Regions from separate parts of the Homo sapiens genome. Here region 2 is linked to region 1. A link is an interaction called in ENCODE POLR2A ChIA-PET data of the cell type or tissue named here. Cell type or tissue: PC-9. All regions are shown on one strand. Each heading gives the region's core, and the rest is flanking DNA. Links, peaks and the distances in the headings are about the cores only.

Region 1 (5,397 bases), core at 65-5,064:
CCAGTCCTGTAAAGTAGCTAGAATAAAACTCTATGGTGCAACCATTGCAAAATGGCCCTCATTTTTCACCCTCCTCTATATCTGTTTTCTTCCCCACATAACTTTGTAGTGTCCTTTTACTATGACTTTAACTTTGGCCACGTAGCTTGCTTTGGTTAGTAGGAAATCAGCAAATGTGACCAAAATGAGGTTTGAAAGATGCTTTCCCAATTGGGCTTGGCTTCTTTTGCATCTATGCCATTGTTGAACATGCCAGGGCTAGACTGCTAGACAATAAAAGATACATGGAGTTGTGCTGGCTCACTGAAGTCCTTTCTGCCAAGGCCATCATAGATCAGCTAACAACGAGACGATTTTTAATATATATTTGTGTCTGTGAGTCCATATAATAATAGTAAAGCTGTTCAGATGACCTGCAGCTGATGCAGACTCATGAGTGAGTCTGGCCCAAATTAGCTAAACCTTACAGCCACGTGAGTTTAAGTGTCACTTCTCATATGCCACCAAGTGGTCTGTTGTATACATTTACATGGCAATAGATAACCAATATAGCAACCAATGAGAATTACATGATGTTGAATTGATGATGATATGTGAACATACAAGATATCTAAATTTTAATTATAAATTATTAAACTGACTTAAGTATACCAAGAAATCATATCTGAGTTGATCTTACAATGTGCTTTGAACCACAAGCTATACAAAAGGTACAAGGTATTTGATTGTTGAATTGTTTTATTTTCTTGCATTTTAAAACAATTCTATCATTGGACGTAGTCATGGTCACACTCTCCAAAGTTCTGATGTTTGAGAAGAGCAGCTCAATATATTAACAACTAATTTTGAACAAATGCTTTGAATTTCTATATCCTTTTAGGCAACTATATATTTACCATCATTCTTCTTAAAATGGAGGTAATGTAAAGATTTTTGTGTGGGGAAAACCCAGGTTGCGTTGCTATTTTTACTTTTGAAGCAGCAGAATAAAATCTAGGCAAATTGTTTGGGTACAGCTTACTTTCAGTTTTCTTCCATTTCACGTCTCTCTGTACCATACTTCTTATTTGTTCACCAAGGAAAACAATTTAGTAGTACCTGGCAAAGAAGACTTCCATTCTCTGTGTCTGTCCCCTTTTCTTGACCACCATAAAAATTTATTAGTTTTGTGCCTTTATGGTTGTTCTTTGACTTTTAAAGTTTGTCTATGTGTAGAATTTTGTTTTGTATTGTTTTGTTTTTACTATACTTTAAGTTCGGGTATACATGTGCAGAATGGGCAGGTTTGTTACATAGGTATACACGTGCCATGGTGGTTTGCTGCACCCATCAACCCGTCATCTACATTAGGTATTTTTCCTAATGCTATCCCTCCCCTAGTTCCCCACCCGCTGACAGGCCCTGGTGTGTGATATTCCCCTCCTTGCATCCATGTGTTCTCATTGTTCAACTCCCACTTATGAGTGAGAACATGTGGTGTTTGGTCTTCTGTTCCTGTGTTAGTTTGCTGAGAATGATGGTTTCCAGCTTTATCCATGTCCCTAAAACTCCAAGTATTCTGAAGCATTTTTCATATTAACAAATTGTTTCATTTAAAAAAATTGAAGATATTTATCAAAAAGCATGAAATGAAAATAACATGATGGTGAAATAATCAGAGGGAAAAGATAATAACAGAAAAATCATGAAATTAATTCAAAGTGTGCTATGCACAGAATGGCAAGCCATTGAGCTATGCTTAATAATTCAAAGTCGGCAAGAAATTTGACTTTAATGGTACCAATTGCCAAAGCAAGAGAGAACTATGCTTTATAAGACTAGCATGTCCCTTAAAACAAACAGACAAAATGTTAGTTATTCAGTATAATTAAACTTACTAGAAATGGTCTGAGACAAAAATCTTCTGTGTACCATTATTTAAATAAGTGACCTCAACTATATCCCTACAATAGAAATTACAGTAAGACTTTTTTTTACATGAATGCCAAAGTAAAAGCAATAATTTATAGGGTGAAAAAATGTAGTCAAATTGTGCAGCTTTCTGGCTTTAAGAGTTATCCAGAAACTAAACTTGAGATTTCCTAGAGAGATGCATGAATTGTTTATCCTTCAGGCAATCCTTTATAAATATAACTTCTCTTAATCTAACTTTTGTTCCACATTGGCTCATAAACATTTTGAGGTTGTATTCTCAGATGCTGAAGTAATTTTCACTGATAAGAAATTGCAATGTCAGTCATCGCACTGAAAAATGGCACTGTCTATTCCTTAATTTTTAATGAGCTTGTGGAAGTAACCTCCTAGTATAGGATAAAACTCACACAATTTGAAATGTTTCTGGAAAGAGGAAAATCTTTTGCCATACATGCAGAGTGCATAAAATCTCATGTATTCCATGTTAACTTTAATGACATTAATCAGGATTAGTTGGTATATTTTCCAGGGCCTTTTGGAAAACTGTTTATTTCTTGACTTTTCATGATTTGTGAGGTTTGTCTTTAATTAAAGGTAAGAAGTTTTTTTAGGGTACATTTTTCTTAATTTGCTATTTATTTTTAGGGTTGTAGGCAAACATTTTCTTAGGGGAAAATCTTTAATGTCTATGAAATATGACAAACCAGCATTTGACTGAGAATGTAAGGTTAAAAAATATTAGGTCTATATAGAATTATACTTGGCAGTATAATAGAGCTATTCCTATTGACTTAGATTGCTGATGTAAGAAAAACATTTCCTGTCTTGAGTCAATGTATATGATGGGTGAGACTATACTGGAGAAACATTTCTTTAAGATGAGTTATTTCATTTTGACATATTTGCAATAATTTATATAGCATACACTTAGCATGTAGTGCATCTGTGTAATTATGTTCTCTACACTGTGTTTAGTTCCAAGTCAGGTATTAAGATTTTTAAATTTTTTTAACTTGAACTCATCTCTAAAACATACTAGCTCTTCAAAACCATTAATTGGATTTATCTCAGGAAAGAGAGGGTGATTTAACATGGAAAAAATTAATCAGTAAAATTCACTACATTTGAAACTTTAAAAATACAATTCATATCACCTTAATAGATACAGAAAGAACATTTGAGAAAATGTAATATCCACTCCTAATAAAATGTATAGCAAAAAAAGAATAAAAATTTTCTTAACCTGATAAAGGGCATTTATGAAATATCGTACTTACAGTAAAAGACTTAATGCTTTCCTTCTTGTATGAAGAACAAAACAAGAATGTTTTCTCCTATCTCTTCTATTTGACATTATAGTAGTGGTTCTAGCAAGCACAATATGACAAGAAAAATAATTGAAAGACATACAGATTTTACAAGAAGAAGAAAAAATTCTTTCATATAAAACATGGTCATCTAGGTAAAAATATCAGGGAATTTACAAAAAATATACTAGAACTAATAAATAAATTTTGCAAAGTTACTGGATAGAAGGTAAGTATAAAAATGTTATTTTTCTATACAATTTCCAAAATTTAAATTACTTGTGTGTAATTACAATGAATACACATAAAATATAAGAAAATATAATGTAATATATATACAAACAAATGTACCCAAGAAAACTTGGATAAAAAAGACTAATAAGGGGGTGCTTATCTTATCTATCATCACAATATACTTTAAAACTATTATATTCAAATCAATGTTCCTGACATAAGAACTTAAAAATAGATCTGTCAAAAAGAATAGATAATATGTAAAAATATTACAAAGGTCAGTAAATTAAAAGGAAATAAGTTATAGTCATCTTTGCCACAAAAAAAAAAAAATATTCTAGACATGCACTTTCCCACACAGTAACCAGTAGCCATGTATGCATATTGGTTAACTAAATTACAATAGCCATATGAGGCTATTGAGGAAAAGCAAATTGAGATGTGTTTTCTAAAATGCAAATGACATTTTAAATGCTCAGTTTGAAAAAAATGATACATACCATTTGACCCAGCCATCCCATTACTGGGTATATACCCAAAGGACTATAAAATCATGCTGCTATAAATACACATGCACACATATGTTTATTGTGGCACTATTCACTATAGCAAAGACTTGGAACCAACCCAAATGTCCAACAATGATAGACTGGATTAAGAAAATGTGGCACATATACACCATGGAATACTATGCAGCCATAAAAAATGATGAGCTCATGTTCTTTGTAGGGACATGGATGAAATTGGAAATCATCATTCTCAGTAAACTATCACAACAACAAAAAAACAAACACCGCATGTTCTCACTCATAGGTGAGAATTGAACAATGAGAACACATGGACACAGGAAGGGGAACATCACACTCTGGGGACTGTTGCGGGGTGGGGGGAGGGGGGAGGGATAGCATTAGGAGATATACCTAATGCTAAATGACAAGTTAATGGGTGCAGCACACCAGCATGGCACATGTATACATATGTAACTAACCTGCACATTGTGCACATGTACCCTAAAACTTAAAGTATAATAATTATAAAATAAAAAAAAGAAAAAAAGATACATACCTAATTTATAATTTTTATAAGGACTGTGTTGGAAACAATAACATTTCAAATATGTTAGGCTTATAAAATATATTATTGAATTTAATTTTATTAGTTTCTTTTTACATTAAAAAATACATTTGACATGAAATTTAAAATTTCATATATGGTTCACATTTGTGGCTAGCATTACGTTTCAGACATTGCTGGTCTAGAGAAGATAAAACAATAACAAAGTTAGCAAGAAAATCTAAGGTCCTGATAATATATTCTAGAAACAGGAAATTTCTGTGATTAAGTAAAAAGTCAGAAAGTATAAATTAGATTTTTTAGAAAAAAATATTAAGTTATACAAAAAAGGTACTTATCAAATGTATTAAATACAAATAAATTTTGTGGAAAATTCTCTCTTGCAGAGTGAATAGTCATAAAGGTGATATTAATTCTGAAGCTGGGGGAAAAATCCCTATAGATAAATGAGCAAAGATTTTTAAAAACAAATTCAAAGATGAGAAAATTCCAGTGGCCAATAAATACATACTAGGCTGTCCCAACCCCCTACTAATGTACTATAAATTAAAGTAACAACAATATACCATTTCTAAAGTATCAGATTTTAAAAATTGTTTGGTAGTACATGTTGTTGTAAGAATAATGATGTATGTGAGAAACAGAATGATAGGCAATTTCATATATCCCTGGTGGAAATGTGAATTGTCACAACATTTTTGGTAAGATAATTGCACGGTGACAGAATTAATACAGGTGAATAAGAATATTCAAATAAATATATCTATTAAAGCATCATTTCAATGTATTTATTACCAATGAACTGTACACTTAAACCTGGTAAGGCTGATAAATTATATAGATGCACGTTTTACCTCAATAAAAAATA
Region 2 (5,397 bases), core at 58-5,057, 400 kb after region 1:
ATTATACAGCAATTATGCAAAACCTCCCATGCTCATAAATACTAATCTAATGAGCCCTGATTCAGATTCTAAATCATCCAATTAAATGCTAATTGGCTTATTCTCTTTAAAATGAGTTTACACTGATTCTATTCATTTCCTGATCTTTGGACGTATGAGTCTAGTTTCCTTGATTAAAAAGGACCATGGCTGGATGGTACTAATAAGAAAGCAAGCACATAAAGTATCACAGAGCCCCATGGCCAACATAGCATAAAAGTATCTATGAAGACGCAAAATATACTTTTACCATATATGCCTGGATTTTACACTAACATAAGTATTGTATCCTACAAAGAGTCATAGAGACACATTGTGCTCATTTCTATACTGTCATACTTATCAAAATTTATATGCAGTTCATCTTTGCAAATTGTCTTCAGAGACGGTTTAGAGGCAACATACGATAACCATTTTTGCATCAGACTCTCATCTACATATCAACCACACATAGCCTTCTTTTCCACAGTCACCTCTCATTCAATTAAAATGGCTCTGAATGAATGACCTTTGGTTGTTTACAAATACCAAGTCTGCCTGTAAGAGCTTAAGCTTTGCTGCCATTGAAGACATGCAGACATCAGCTCCAGAATGTGCTATGGTTGAGTTCTGCATAAGTCTCACCTGATGGGAGTATCCTCAGAGAAGAGCTGGCTGTTGCACAGGAGGCAATGCTCCCTGGAAAGGAACCCAGCTCCTATGCCTGGGAAACAGTCACATTGCTTCAGGGTCACGTTTTGAAAATACTGTGTATAGCCTATGCATAAAACTCTTGTAAAACATTTGCAAAGACACCTGATACTTTCTATTCTTAGCTCAAGAGTTCAACTCATTTTATTTAAAAGATATTAAAATATTAAGTTTGCAGAAGGCTGGTATTACAAAAACCTGATATTCAACAGAAGTAGAGTGAATTAAGATGGTAGAAGTTTGCTTCCATTCACATTCTCCATGAAGCCAAGAGACCACAAGTCTACCTAGAAGATTTCGTATCTTCCCAGGTAATCACTTTAAAAGGTGACTCAGACCAGTGTGTAGGTCTATGTTTATCTTTCTGTCCATCCTAAACCACCCCTGTGAGCAGGATACAGATAAGGAAAAGGGAAGATTGTTTCACTAGTCTGGCAGGCAAAGTCTAGATAACTGATTGAAAGATGCCATTATGGGACATAGGCTGTGTTCAGCCTACCTAGTTGTAAGGCACACGATAAGATAAAAATCCCAGGAAAGATACATTTTGGAAATCCTGCTTTTGACTCAGTTTTTCAACAGGCATTGTCATGGTGATGAGAAGAGAAAAACTTGGGAGAAAACGCTAGAAGAAATTAAAATGATGTGACATGATATCTACATAAGGTTTTCCCTGACATAGACCTTGTCAGGGGCCTTGCCAGATATTTATGACACTGTGGATGCCATGTGGTTAGTGGAACTTCCAGAGTTCCTGTAAGCCACACCAGCATCTGATCTCTGAGTTTCTATAGGGCCATGGCTAGTAGGTTGATAGATCTTGGTGATACTGAAACGTTAATACAGCCAAGGCCATTTTGGGTGTACATGTAGGTGTGTGCCTATGTGGGTGAAATTGCTGATTTTATCTCCCACAATATGCTGAGTGATCATGAAAGTAACATTTTAAATGTGAGTCCAGAGTATCAACTGGTTTTATCAAAACCTAATTGGAAAAAGTATATATATATATATATATATATATATATATATATATATATATATTTATATATATTCCACCTCTCTAGGATATTTTTGGTGTTTTTTATAATTGTTATTTTCATTGTAGTAAGAGTATTTAAATGAGATCTACCCTTTTAACAAATTTTAAGTGTACAATAGAGTATCATTGATGAATATAAATACATTATTAAAAAGATACATGTTGGTGAGGTTATGTAGAAACTGGAACCCTTGTACATTGTTGGTGGGAATGTAACATAGTGCTGCCACTACGGAAAATAGTATAGAGTTTCCTCAAAAACTTAAAAATAGAACTGCTGTATGATCCAGCAATCCCACTGATTGGTATTTATCTAAAAGAATTGAAACTCAGATTTTGAAGAGATAGTATTTGCACCCCTATTTTCATTGCAACATTATTTACAGCAGCCAGGATGTGGAAAAGTGTCCATTGATGGATAAATGTGTAAAGAAAATGTGGTATATACAGACAAGGAATTTTATTCAGCCTTTAAAAAAAGGAAATTCTGCAATGCAACAACATGAAGGAACACGGAGGACATTATACTAAGTTAAATAAATGAGACACAGAAGGGCCAGTTCTAAGCTCTCCCGGGCCTGAAAGCTTAAGTAGATGAAAAACTCCTCCCTTCTCAGGCCCAGCCGGAAGACGCAAGGCCACTTGCGTCAGCAGCGTGCGTCAGCAAGGTAGCAGAAGCAGGAAGAGAGCCAGCAAGAAGACACCTACCCTGGCAGGAAGACACGTACCCGTGAAGATAGAGAAAGAGGCCATCCAGGTACAACGTAGCAGTTACCTCAGAATAGGACACCTCCTGTTTCCAGGAGACTATAAAACCTTTGCCCCCTCCTCACTTGGGGGCTGACGCCATTAGGCCTCAGCCCGCCTGCACCCAGGCGCTCATTAAAACAGCATGTTGCCCGGCGCGGTGGTTCATGCCTGTAATCCCAGCACTTTGGGAGGCCTAGGCGGGCGGATCTCGAGGTCAGGAGATCTAGACCATCCTGGCTAACAGGGGGAAACCCTGTCTCTACTAACAATACAAAAAATTAGCCGGGCATGATGGCGGGAGCCTGTAGTCCCAGCTACTGGGGAAGCTGAGGCAGGAGAATGGCGCGAACCCGGGAGGCGGAGCTTGCAGTGAGGGGAGATGGCGCTACTGCACTCCAGCCTGGGCGGCAGAGCGAGACTCCGTCTCAAAACAAAAAAAAAACAGCATGTTGCTCCACACTGCCTTGTGTTGTCTGCTGGCGCACTCTTGGTGTTCGAACTGATACAAGAACCTTACACCAATACTGTATGATTCTTTTATATGATGAATGTAAAACAGTAAAACTCTTAAATGCAGAGAGTAGAATGGTAGTTACTAGGGACTAAAAAGAGGGGGTAACTGGGAATTACTATTCAGCAGGTACAAAATTTCAGTTAACCAAAATGAATTAGTTCTAGAGATCTGCTGCACAACACTATGCCTATTGCCATTGTCGTTTTCTTGTTTTGGTTTGGTTTGGTTTTATGCTTAATTTCTTCTTAAAAAAAATTATTGACTCAAGCCCTATTTAGCTGTCCAGGAAATCTATGGGGGAACAAAGAACTATAACACACCAGTCACCCAGTCTGTCCCCTTTCCACTCTGTTAGAGTGAGATGTCTTAGATAGATTTGATCTCAGGCTCCAATCCTGTCACTCAGTTATGCTTAGCATTCCAAGATCCTTAGCAAGACATAAACGTCCTGTCACTGTGGCTGCTACCAACCACTCTAGCTGCAACTCTTGCCTCTTCCCTATATGCAGTCTAGGTTCCAACAGTACTGAACCACTGAATTCCTTGAATTTGAATACGATTTAACACTTCCTTGCCTCATGTGACATTCTTTGGTCAGAATCCATTTCCTGGCTCTCTTTTTTGCCTTGATAATAGTAGCTGTATTCCTAGGCTGCTTATTTACATATATCTTCTGGGAAGCCTTTCTTTTTAAAATTTGTACAAATTTATGGGGTATGTGTGACTTTTTTTATGTGTTTATAGCATGGAGTGATTTCAAGTCAGGGTATTCAGGGTGTCCATTACCCCAGTACAATACGTTTTTGTTAACTATAGTCACTCTGCTATCAAACATTGGATTTATTCCTTCTATTTAACTGTATGTTTGTACCATTTAACCAGTCCTTTTCATCTTTCCCCGTCTCCCTGACTCACCTTTCCCATTCTCTGTTGTCTGTCTTTACTCTCTACTTTTAGGTGACCAAACTTTTTAGCTCCCACATATCAGTGAGAAAATACAATAATTGCCTTTTTGTATCTGGCTTATTTCATTTAAGATAATGACTCCAGTTTGATGTTTATGCAAATGACATTACTTCATTCTATTTTATGGCTGAATAGTTTTCCATTTTGTTTATGTATGCCACATTTTTGTGAGCCATTCATCATTGATGGACATTTAGGTTGATTTTATATCTTTGCTATTCTGAGTAGTGCTGCAATAAACATGTTAGTGCAGGTATCTCTTTGATATACAGATTTCTTTCTGTGAAGCCTTTTGTGATTTAACCTCCAGTTTCATCTATTAGACATCTATTATTTACTGACCAGTATCTATTCTAACAACATTATCATGGACATCCTTAAATAAATGTCTCCTACTACAGGTTTCAAGTTTGCCTGGGATTGAAGGGTTGGAGGATGTGGGACTTCCAATGCAAAAACTGGGACAGTGAAAACCAGGATAGTTGGTCACCCTACCATGGATGGGACCTGACCTTCTGTCTAGTCACTTTTGTTTAAAATATATTTCCCCCATTAAGCTTTGATGTTCTTTGAAGGCAATGTCCTCCCGTTGGTCCTTGGCATATAATACTTTTCTTGATGCTTAATAAATATTCAGTGAATGATTTTCTATTTTCAAAGGGCTTAAAATAGCTCTTGGGGTATGAACATATTTATTTTATGGGTTGTTTCCTTCCTGTTAATAGTAGCACTGTGATATGGTTTGGCTGTGTCCCCACCCAAATCTTATCTTGAATTCCCATGTCTTTCCCTTGCTGTTCTCATGATAGAGAGTAAGTCTCACAAGATCTGATGGTTATTATAAGGGGGAATTTTCCTGCACAAGCTCTCTTTTTGTGTGCTGCCATCCATGTAAGACATGACTGGCTGCTCCTTGCCTTCCACCGTGATTGTGAAGCCTCACCAGCCGTGTGGAACTGTAAGTCCAATAAACTTCTTTCTTTTGTAAATTGCCCGGTCTCAGGTGTGTCTTTATCAGCAGCATGAAAATGGACTATTACAGTAAATTGGTACAAGTAGAGTGGGGTGCTGCTGAAAAGATACGTGAAAATGTGGAAGCAACTTTGGAACTGGGTTATAGGCAGAAGTTGGAACAGTTTGGAGGGCTCAGAAGAAGACAGGAAAATGTGGGAAAGTTTGGAACCGTAGAGACTTGTTGAATGGCTCTGATCAAAATCCTGATAGCCATATGGACAATAAGGTCCAGGCTGAGGTGGTCTAAGATGGAGATGAGGAACTTCTTGGGAACTGGAGCGAAGGTGACTCTTGCTATGTTTTAGCAAACACACTGGTGGCATTTTTCCCCTGCTTTAGAGATTTGTGGAACTTTGAACATGAAAGAGATAATTTAGCGTAT

The links. Peaks named below come from ENCODE experiments on the same cell type or tissue, not always from the same donor. Only the 100,000 strongest peaks of a DNase experiment are listed, where the experiment ranks them.
Region 2: POLR2A ChIA-PET joins it to region 1 with 5 read pairs; 2 of 35 experiments call an interaction of 5 or more read pairs at or near these places.

Annotation. Positions count from the first base shown.
Region 1 is chr4:36,602,627-36,608,023 of GRCh38, forward strand. All of the region lies in intron 2 of LINC02505 (long intergenic non-protein coding RNA 2505), which reads right to left. Among named protein-coding and RNA genes, the nearest start is that of LINC02505, 37 kb to the right of the region's middle. In PC-9, for the core only: no CTCF peak of the experiment used is centred there; no DNase peak of the experiment used is centred there.
Region 2 is chr4:36,999,368-37,004,764 of GRCh38, forward strand. LINC02616 (long intergenic non-protein coding RNA 2616) reads left to right here and starts at 2,412. Exons shown (of 2, transcript NR_134669.2): 1 at 2,412-2,528. In PC-9, for the core only: no CTCF peak of the experiment used is centred there; a DNase peak (open chromatin) is centred at 2,424; H3K4me3 peaks cover 2,422 bases; H3K27ac peaks cover 1,585 bases.